Regions from separate parts of the Mus musculus genome. Here region 1 is linked to region 2. A link is a loop called in an ENCODE intact Hi-C map of the cell type or tissue named here. Cell type or tissue: left cerebral cortex. All regions are shown on one strand. Each heading gives the region's core, and the rest is flanking DNA. Links, peaks and the distances in the headings are about the cores only.

The links. A loop is a pair of places that touch in the nucleus more often than their neighbours do. Peaks named below come from ENCODE experiments on the same cell type or tissue, not always from the same donor. Only the 100,000 strongest peaks of a DNase experiment are listed, where the experiment ranks them.
Region 1: a loop joins it to region 2, with 2.3 times the contacts of the local background. A loop is called at or near these places in 17 of 42 quality-filtered maps.

The regions. Positions count from the first base shown.
Region 1 is chr2:32,502,944-32,508,320 of GRCm38, reverse strand. No RefSeq gene overlaps it. Among named protein-coding and RNA genes, the nearest start is that of Fam102a, 30 kb to the left of the region's middle. In left cerebral cortex, for the core only: CTCF peaks have their summits at 2,605 (motif pointing left) and 4,033 (motif pointing left); no DNase peak of the experiment used is centred there.
Region 2 is chr2:32,546,933-32,552,309 of GRCm38, reverse strand. All of the region lies in intron 1 of Fam102a (family with sequence similarity 102, member A), which reads right to left. Among named protein-coding and RNA genes, the nearest start is that of Fam102a, 14 kb to the right of the region's middle. In left cerebral cortex, for the core only: no CTCF peak of the experiment used is centred there; DNase peaks (open chromatin) are centred at 2,379 and 4,156; H3K27ac peaks cover 746 bases.

The DNA of each region.
Region 1 (5,377 bases), core at 190-5,189, 44 kb after region 2:
TTAAACAAAAACAAACAAACAAAAAAAGCTGTGGGACGTGGGCTGGGAGTATAGTCTAATGGTTAGAGTGCTTGTTCAGCATTGCAGGGGTCTTGATCTTCATCTTATTATCACAGAAAGCCTGTATGACACACCTCACTTAATCCTCTCAGCGCTCCGTGACTGTGGGCCGAGCCCTGGATGGTGTAGCTCTGCTGACACGTCTAGGCTCTCTCTCTCTCTCTCTCTCTCTCTCTGTGTTCAGCTTCTCTTACACCCCCCTCCCCAAACAATGAGTATAACTTGCCCTTCTCCGAAGCGGCCTTTGCACAAGCCATTGTCCCTATCAGGAATGCAGCCACCTGGCTCTCCACCCACATGGCCGCCCCTCCATCTGGTTTCCCCACCTTCTTGATAAACCGGGTGCAGTATTCCATTCCAGAAATACATCTAGGTGCATTCACCTGATTGGTGTCTGCTTCCCCCACCACGTCCTTAGGGCTGAGCTTAGGACAAGATGGTAAATATTTGCCAAAGGAATGCATGTTTTTAGTGAAGGAGTCACTGACAGAGTCTCCGGGGTTGGTAGTGTTTCTTGTTCAGTTTCTTTCTGTCTCTCCTTTGGGGTCATCTAGCCAAGACTGGCCCCTAAATTTGCTATGCAGCCAAGGATGACCTTGACCATCCGATGTATTTACTTCTGCCTGCTGAGTGGTCAGATTCCAAGTGTGACATCCATTCTTTGCCGTGCTGGGGGACTGAACCCCCAAGGACTTTCAGGGAGGTGAGCACTCCCTGAGCTGGGACGTTCCTCCCACCCACAGTTTCTCAAACCAGCTCAGACAAGATGACACTTTCGTCCAGAGATACTGGAGAAACTTGGAAGGCTTCCATCTCGAAGGAGGCAATGGCCCCATGCTCTCAGAGATGCGAGAAGGGGGTCAGGGCCAGAGGCACTTGGGTCAATCCACGAGACAGGTCCCCTAGGGAAGTGTGCCTTCAAGAGGATGTGCTGAGCGCAGCTGCCCAGAAGAGGAAGGAACCCACGGGTGGAGTGGAGGGCGGAGACCCTGCGTCCTGTGGCCCAGCAGACATTCCCACGTCTGGCCTCCACCTCTCCCACCCCTAACCATATTGAAATTCACATGCTCACTGTGGCCAGTGTTGCTACAGAGACGGCTTTTCCAGATGGGCAACACTGGGTGTAGACAAAGGTCGAGGACCGAGCCTACGTGCTCACAGTGGGTAGGAGTGGAAACTATTTGGTGCTATTTGGGAAGGTAATTTGTCGATGTGTGTCAGAGCTTCCAAAGTACGGCGCTGTGAGCCACGAATGTTCTAGTGATCTGCTCTAAAGAAACACTAGCATAGCAGATACTGGTAATTACAGAGAGGATGACTGCTCACCAGGGCAGCACGACAGGACCCACCCACTGTCCATCATCTGGGGACAGTTGAACTCTGGTGCCTCACTCACACTGGAGAATGGGCAGTAGTGACGTCACTCAGCTAATCTAGTAAAAACACTTCCTGGTGTGTGTGGGTTACAACCCCAGCAGAACAGAATAGTAAAGAGATTAACAAGCCAAGTGGATTAGGATGAAGTGACATAGGAGGGTGTTTGTGACAATGTATCTTTACATTGTATGTGTGTGTACATTTACATATATGTGAACAGGTAGAGGTCAGAGGTGAACTTCTGGTCTTACTGTTGTCATTATTTTGTGAGATAGGGTTTCTCATTGAACCTGAAGCTCATGGACTCTGCTTGGCTGACTGGCCAACGTGGCCACCTCTGACCTCCTTGTCCTCCTCCAAGACTGGAATCATAGGCTCTAACTTTTTCCTGGGTTCTAGGGATTTGAACTCAGGTCCTCATGCTTGTGTGGTAACTCTTTACTGACTGAGCCATCTTCCCAGCCCCTAGTCTGTATTAAAAAATACATACACAAATACATTTATGTGTCTATATTATAGATTAAAAATATGTATTTCTATGTATGTGGACAGTATATGTGTGTTTCTCTGTGTGTATGCATGTGTGAGGGGTGAACATGGGCCAGGCTATGAATATGGAGGTCAGAAGACCTCTGGGTATGAGCACGCCTTTAATCCCAGCCTTAGGGAGGCAGAGGAAGGCAAAGGTCTGAGTTGGAGGCCAACCTGGTCTACATAGCAATTTCCAGGATAGACAAGATCTTGCCTAAAAACAAATTCTGTCTCTATCTCTATCTCTATACACATACACACAAACATATATTTGTATATATGTGCCTGTGTTTATGGCATGTCTACTAAGGTCCCATTGGCCAAGACTGGCCATATGATGCGGTTCCTGATTTATCCTATTGCGATAAATCCCATCTTGATCCTATCCCAAGCACCTATTGCGGAATGTAGATGCTAGAGGCAAGACCTGGGGGCCACAGCAGTAGCAGTGAGGCACAATGTGTATAGTAAGGTTGTCCTGTATTAAGAAACAGTACATGGGGGATGGAGAGATGGCTCAGCGGTCAAGAGCACTGGCTGCTCCCGAGGGACCTGTGTTAGATTCCAAGCACCCACATGGCAGCTCACAATTGTCCATAACTTCAGTCCTAGGAGACTGGATGCCCTCTTCTGGCCTCTGAGGGTATTACATGTATGTGATGCATACACATGTATAGGTGGTAATACCCATTTTTGTTGTTTTGTTTTGTTTTGTTTTTGTTCTTGGTTTTTTGTTTTTTGTTTTTTTTTTCTGAGACAGTGTTTCTCTGTATAGCCCTGGCTGTCCTGGAATTCACTCTGTAGACCAGGCTGGCCTTGAACTCAGAAATCTGCCTGCCTCTGCCTCCCAAGTCCTGGGATTAAAGGCATGCACCACCACCACCACCTGGCCAGTAATGCACATTTTAATAAAAACTTTTATTTTAAAAAAAAGAAAGAAAGAAACTATGGGGGGGGGGTTGGGGATTTAGCTCAGTGGTAGAGCGCTTGCCTAGCAAGCCCAAGGCCCTGGGTTCGGTCCTCAGCTCCAGAAAAAAAAAAAAAAAATCCAACTTTTCTGCGACTTCCCAGGACTAACTCTCGGTAAAAGAACCTAGTTAGTTTTCCTCAGATCTCCAGTCTAGGCACAGTAAACCCTATTTTATGCGTTCCACCATTCTGTAAGGTCCTTAAGTATCATTATCAATAAAACTAAAAAGCATGATGTAGTGGGGCATTCCTGTAAAACCTAGCACTTGGAGAGCAAAAGCCAAAGCCAGATTGGTCCTTCTAGAGAGTTCCTGTGATCAGCTGACTGGCCAGCTGATCCAGACAAAATACATCCAGAAGAAAGTTTGAAGAAAACTCCCAGACATCCTATACACACCTCATAGGAAAAAAAAAAAAAAGAAAAGAAAAGAAACTATGTGGGGCTGGAGAGATGGCTCAGCACTTAAGAGCACTGGCTGCTCTTCCAGAGGTCCTGAGTTCAATTCCCAGCAACCACATGGTAGCTCACAACCATCTGTAATGGAATCCAGTGCCCTCTTCTGGTATGTCTGAAGACAGCCACAATGTACTTACATATAATAAATAAATGAATCTTTAAAAACAAACAAACAAACCTGTGTATGAGGTTGGCAGCTCTCCTATGGCGGGACATAGGTCAATCCCCAGGAGACAGGAGAATCCCCCAAAGCTTGTGGAACAGCTAGCCTGTGTATGCAGTGGTGAACGGCAAGAAACCCTAACTCACACAAGGAGGAAGGCAAGGACCAACACCTACCATTGTCCTCTGACCTCCTATGAACCATGGTATATGTGCATGCACAGAATTAAGATAAAAAAAAAAACAAGGGCTGGTGAGATGGTTCAGTGGGTAAGAGCACCCGACTGCTCCTCCGAAGGTCCGGAGTTCAAATCCCAGCAACCACATGGTGGCTCACAACCATCCGTAACAAGATCTGACTCCCTCTTCTGGAGTGTCTGAAGACAGCTACAGTGTACTTACATATAATAAATAAATAAATCTTTAAAAAAAAAAAAAAAAAAAAAAAAAAAACAAGATCTAACGCCCTCTTCTGGAGTATCTGAAGACAGCTACAGTGTACTTACATATAATAAATAAATAAATCTTTAAAAAGAAAGAAAGAAAGAAAGAAAGAAAGAAAGCAAGCAAGCTACCTGTCGCTGGGCGTGGTGGCACAAAAAAAAAAAAAGATAAAAAAACAAAAGGAAGGGACTGCCCCATGTCCAAGGAACCAGGAGCCACCTGAAGGGGCTCTCAAATCCAAAAACAAAACCATTGGAGCATCAGAAGAAATAGCTATGGATTAAGATTTTCAGGGTAAAATTCAGAGCTGGGAAAGCTTGCAGGTACAGAGCTGCCCATCTTGAGAGGCCCTGGTTTCCAGCCCCAGCTCAGGGAAACAACAGAGTCTAAATGAAATAAGAATGTGTGCTGCATCCACACCGCAGAAGTCAATGGCTGAGAAAACAAGCAGACTGGAAGAAAGGGCCTTCTGTCTTCTGAGGAGAATTCAAATAATTTATGGTTCTTTCTGCAGGAAGTAGCTCAAGCCACTGCCCCTTGAATGGGCGTTTGACTCAGTGACTCACTTCTAAAGTGTGAGGAGCTGACTGGACCGAATGAAGTTCAGAGGGAGAGAGCCCAAGTTTGCTCCCCAGAGCTAAAAAAACATCAAAATTTCTAAGCTGGGCATGGTGGGCCAAAGAATCCAGCACCAGGAAGACCCAGGCAGGAGGAAGGCCAGCTTGGGCTACATAGTGAGGCCCTGCCCCACTTCCCACACCATGAAACAAGAAGTAGAGACTCAGAGAGAGAAGAAAGGGAAGGAGGGAAGGAAAGGGGGAAGGCGGAGGAGGGAGAGGACTCTATTGTGTGAGGAGAAACAGCCAGCAACACACCTTAAACAGCCCTGGTTTATTCTGCGTGCCATGTGGTGATCCTGTGCCTTTGATCGAATGGAATGAGAAAGCTTCCAAGGCAATCAGGAGAAAAATATATAAGATAGATAAACAGACAGGCCGACAGACAGACAGACGGACAGATATCTACAAAACACCTGGCTGGCAAGCCTCGAAACTCAAGTCTGAAAACCTGTGGCTAGAAGGAGTCGAGAAGCAGCAACACAGTCACTTCACGCACTCGGATCCCGGGGCAGGGCCTGAGCGTACCAGTGGGTGAAGTCTGCATCAAGGCTGGGCTTGGCCAGCAGTCATAACCAAAACCAGTGTTTCTGGACAAACAGACCACAGTTGATTAAGGAGATTGACACGAGGAACACTAGACAGAAAACCGCGCAAACTCTGTAACCAGCCAAACAATACTTCTGTAAACCTAATGCTATTGCAAACTAGTAAGTTTGTTAAGAGCCGAGGGCAGCGAAGTGGTCCAATAATAAAGCCT
Region 2 (5,377 bases), core at 141-5,140:
ATTAGATGTGCAAATCCCAGCGAAACAGGGCAAGCCCTTTACCCACTGTGGTCTCTGTGGCCAGCATGCAGTTATTTTTGAACTGTCCTAAAATAGAGTAAATGCCCCACAAAACAGTGGTCTCAGATGCTCCGGATTTTCTGGATCTTTTCCGGATCTGACAGGAACCTCTTAATATGTCTCCCTGACTGGCTCTGCCTACTCCATGCAGCCATGAAGACTGGTTTAGCAAGGCCCTTGGACCTATATCCAACTGTCAAGCAGACTTCTGCGAGGTATCCATGGAGAATGGCTGCAGGCACCAGCTCAGTCTACAGGCGTGGAATGAGCCTCCTGCAGTGTCCTGGAGCAGACTGGGAAACTGCCAGTATCTCTGAAGAAGGGCTACATGAGCACTCTACAGAGTCGGATAGACATCTAGGGACACTGATGCCACAGCCAGGGTTTCAAACCTGAGGTCAGCTAGATAAAGATGAAAGAAAGCCTCCAGCAATAGGAACAACACAAGGAAAGCCTGAAAGGCATGCCCATTGCATGGGGCTATCGTGGTGACTCCTTTCTCACTGCTCAGCTCAAATGGGATGTAGAGAAGACCATCAACTTAGTGCCTGCAGAGCCACATGCTAATGGGGACCACATCTGTTACCATGGCCTCTCTCCCCTAAAAGCCTAGGACAGAGATGGCAGAGCGAGATCGCTACTCTCTTCTCTGGCCCTTCTAATGCATTAAAGTATCACCCACACCTTGATCTTATTCTATGGGATCCATGGTTCAAACACAGGACCAAAAGAACTCTCCTCTGTCCTGGGGCCTGTATAGATACCATCCCTGTTCCTCCCTGCAGATGAAGAAACCAAGGTCCAGGAGGGTGGAGCAAAGTCACAGAACACCAGGTCTCCCTGCAGCAGCCTACCACGAGACACCCTAGTTCACTATGTCATTTCAGTTTCCCGATAAATGAAGAAGGTAAACAGATACCTCAGAAGAAGGAAAGGCCAGTCTACTGCCTCTCTGGTTTACAATAAACAAGATTAAAGAGGCCCCAGAGGGTGGGGAGGGTTGCGGTTCAGGCTGAAGGGAGCCACTTCCAAGAGTTTCTCTGAGAGAAATGCAATGTTCCCATCAGGAGTCATCCAGGCAGGCAGGCTTCCTGGTCCCCAGGAATGAACTCACTGCAGCGATGTCGGGACCTAGCAGCAGCACTGCTTACAAGGTGCAACAGGGTCCTAGAGTCTTGGCGGCCCTAGGTCTCCACCACAGAGGTGACAAGCTGCCATGGGAGCTCCCTCCCAGCCATAAGTTGCTAGGAACCATGAAGCCCAGGGGGACTCTCCCTAGAGTTGATGTTAAGGTGCAAGCAGAACTGGCAGTCACTACAGGAGCAGAAAACAAGGAAAAGTGAGCCTCAGGGAATAGCATGACAGTCCCTGTGATAAGGCTCCAGGGTGACCTTAGGGCCACCTAAAACACTTCACCTTCTCACTAGAGGTTAAAAAAAAAAGGCTTGCCATGAAAAGGCACTTGATATATACAAACCTAGCAACCTGAGTTCTAGCCCTCCAATACACATGATGCAAACACACACACACACACACACACACACACACACACAGAGTAAATATAAATGTCTATCAGTACATCATTGGCATACTCAATAGGGGGCATTAGACTGGCAGAGTTCGGCACTCAAATCTTCTGAGCAAAAAAAAAGGTGAGGCCCAGTAGGACAGGCATTTCCAGACACAAGTGAGCACACAATGTCTACTATCCTGCTACCAATAAGATTGCCAGCAGGTCTGCCAGGACCATGGGCTCTGCAGGACAGGGATTTTCTTTGTGAGAGTTGTCCTGTGCACTGTGGCACATTTAGCTGCATCCCGTAGAGTAGCCTAACTCCAGATGTGACAAGCTGTTGTGGGACTTAACCAAATCAGCTCCAGTTGAGATGCTCGGTCAGAGGCCTGGGAAGCCATTCTTCATCCATCTTTCAGCTAACTCTGGTACAAGGAGGTAGACATTTATAGGAGGACCCCAGGAACCTCCCAGTCCTAGCTGTGCTCCATATCCTGCGAGACTTAGTCCTCAGATGCAGCCTACAGGCACCACCACAAGTTCCATCACTTGGTGCCCATTCCTGCTGTCCACCTGCCCCTCTCTGGCTTTGCCCAGCACAGCCTGAACCCCAGGCTTTCCCTGGTTCCTTGTACAAGCGGTCCTAGTGATGCAATCTAGAGTCTAGGCTGATGAGAGGCAGCCCCGACTGAGAATAAAATAAGGAAACAATTTAAATCGACAACATCTGCCAGTGCTTTCCCGGAGAGAACTGCACAGCTGCCTGGGGAGGGGCCCACCCCAGGGACCAGCCAAGGCATCCATCCAGGGGCTGCAGGCCAGGAGGGCCAACGTGGCAGCCCAACAGTGTTTGACTCCTGCCAGAAGTTGAGGGCCACGTGCAGGGGAAGCAGTTCCCTACAGTTCTGGCACATCCCTCCTCTGTGGTGAGGCAGCAAGAAGTTCCTAGAAGCCAAGCCACTTGGTGCCCAACACTGGAGAGTTTTGAGGCGCTCCTTCGGCCCCATGCTGCCTTCTTTGCTCCTCTGTTATCAAGAACCCTAAAAATGGCTCAGGGGTAGACAGAAAAGCTGGGAGTACAAGCTGACGTTGGCAAGTGACGCCATCAAGCACAATGTGAGCAAATGCAGCTTTAGGAAGTGCACCACGGAGAAGGGGTGAGATGATCGACGGGCACTCAAGCTGGCTGGCTTAGGAGCATCAGGTTAAGACCCACCTGGGTTTGAATCCTGGTGCCCTTCAGTCATGTAATCTGGAGACTGACCTTCAAGAAACCCAAGACAGGTAGGTGTTGGCATTCTTTGTTTGCAGTCACTGGCACGTAGCTGTCCTTCTGCTTCGTGGCCAGGATATACAGACAGCTCATGTTACTACCCAGGCAGATGCCTGTAAACCGGAGTCTGAAATGTGCCAGGAATCACTAGCTTTTTTCTTTTTTGTTGATGCTACGGTTGAAACCCAGAGCCGTGTGTGTATACTAGGCAAACGCTCTACCACTGGGCCGCACCCTCAGGCCTAGTTCCTGGATCTTGCTCTAAAGTGAAGGGATCTATAGTAAGTTGCTGGCTTTGAACCAAATGCAGGTCCAGCCCCATGTACAAAAGTGTCTCGTGGCTTCTGTCTCCTGGATGTCCTCCTAAGTGCCAAGTGCTCTTCATACACTCGCTTCATACTTATACTTCACAGATCAGGACACTGATTCTCAAGGGAGTCCAGGGACTTAAGGGAGTCCAGGGGTTGAGGGGTAGTCTGTACCCCTAGACATAATTTTGCATTCCCAGCATCCCTGGGAAATCTGCCGACATAGGAGAACCATTCTCAGGTCTCAATGACAGCATGGCTCTCTGTCCTGCCAGAACCCTAGGCCCTGTGATCTCATCCTTTTCCATGAGTATTCCACACAAGGGAAGAGATGGTATCACACCTGCTTCATGCCAAGGGAGAGATGGTCACAGAATCCATAGCCCATCACTCCCATGTCACAGGCTAGGAACACAAGGCACAAGAATTTACCTGTCCAAGGTCAGTGATCTGAACCCATGCCCAACACTACATTTTTCCATGTTAGGGCTGGAAAACAGAGGCCCTAGGAATTCAAAGGAAGAAGGCACAACAGATGTTACACTGGGATGTGGTACCAATGTCAATTCCTAAGACCTAGACTATTATAATGCTGAGGTGTTGAGTCGGATCTGCTCAGGGGACTTCCCCTTCCTAAACCCAGCAGACTCACTTGAGTGGCACGGGGAGGCAAAGATGGGTCCAAGCAAGCCTCTGCCACCCATGAACTCTAGCGCCCTTTGGGTCTCAGTCACTTTCTTTCTCATGGAATTGCTAGTGCCCAAACTAAACACGATAGGCACCTCTGTGGAACTGTGGACATGGCCTAGCCATGCACTAGTACCTGCAGAGAGGGGCCTCAGAGGCAGGTGGTCCTGGAAGCCTGCAAAAAGTACTGACCCAGCCCTCTTCCTTGCTCTGGACCTTGGATCTGGCCATTTCCCCAGTCCTGAAACTCAGCTGTCATGTTCAGAGGTGTGGCAGGTGGCCAGGAATGTGTGACCAGTGACTCAAGCCCGGGTGGTATTTGATTCACCCAAAGAGGAAGGAGTGAGAGGAAGGAGAGATTCCTGTCCCTGGGGCCTGGTTCCTGAAATTACTTAGACTCCAGTCAAGGGGATACCTTCACCCAGGCCCATCCTAAGGGCGCTCCCTAACTGTGCGGGCAGGACTGGGTCTATAGGTGTAGTTGGAACCAAGCAAGGCCCTTGTCTCCCAGAGCCAAGTAGAGGCAGGGCGTCTGTACACTAACAGTTGGTCTCCTATCTTCAAATATGGTGCTGAAGATCTAACAACTGAATGAGAGATCTCTGTAGTCTATTTCCCTAAAGTCAAGCCTTCTCACAGGGGCACCACTTCCCAGTAGGGGATTCCCAGATGTGCCTGCAGCTTGTTCTCTACAGTTTGTAGAGTCAGGGACCATCATCACTACTGTACCTGCTAACCCGGTGTTCCTGCTGCACATCGGATTCCCCATGGCCCTTTGAACTTAAGGCGACAAGATAATCAGGAGTTGTTTAGCCAGAGTCACCTCTCTTCACAGCCTGGCACTGACTCAGACCTGTTTGTCCAGCTGTGCTCAGCAGCTACCGAAGATTCCGATCACAGGACAGAAGGCCCAGGGTCAGACACCACCATGAGGCCCTGACTCACAGGGCTCCACCTCCTCCATAGACACCTGAGACTGCAGACTCAAGACCACTCCTGGGCCAATCATTGCCACTGCCACTAACTTCAAGCAAGCCACTGAGCACTTACTAGGAGTCAGGCTGAGTGGCCCTGTCCAGACACAGGCCCCACACAAGGATAATCCCATCCTCCTTGAACCACACAGGCTTTCAACTCCACTCAAATGCTATTGTGTATCTTGCCTTGGGCCTTTTTTGTTCAACAGTGTCATGGGATGGGCCTGCGATAATGGCTGCTACAGAGAATGCCCTCTGCAACCCAAAGCCCCAAACAGTCCACCCTACTGCTGCCCAAACAGAAAGGCTGCCTGGCCTACATCCAATATGGGCAGGATCAGCTTCACAACAAGGTCCAAATTTTCCCTGTTATCCATTTGGCAAACACAAACCCTGTAGAACTGCTGAGCCTAGGCTGTTTCCTCTTGGGACTTAGTGGGGCACACCAGTCAAAGGTTCATCCCTAAGACAGGGGTTGGAGCCAGGTATAGTGGTGCACATCAACATCATTTATCCCAGCTCCCAAGAGGCAGAGGCAGAGGCAGACAGATCTCTGTGA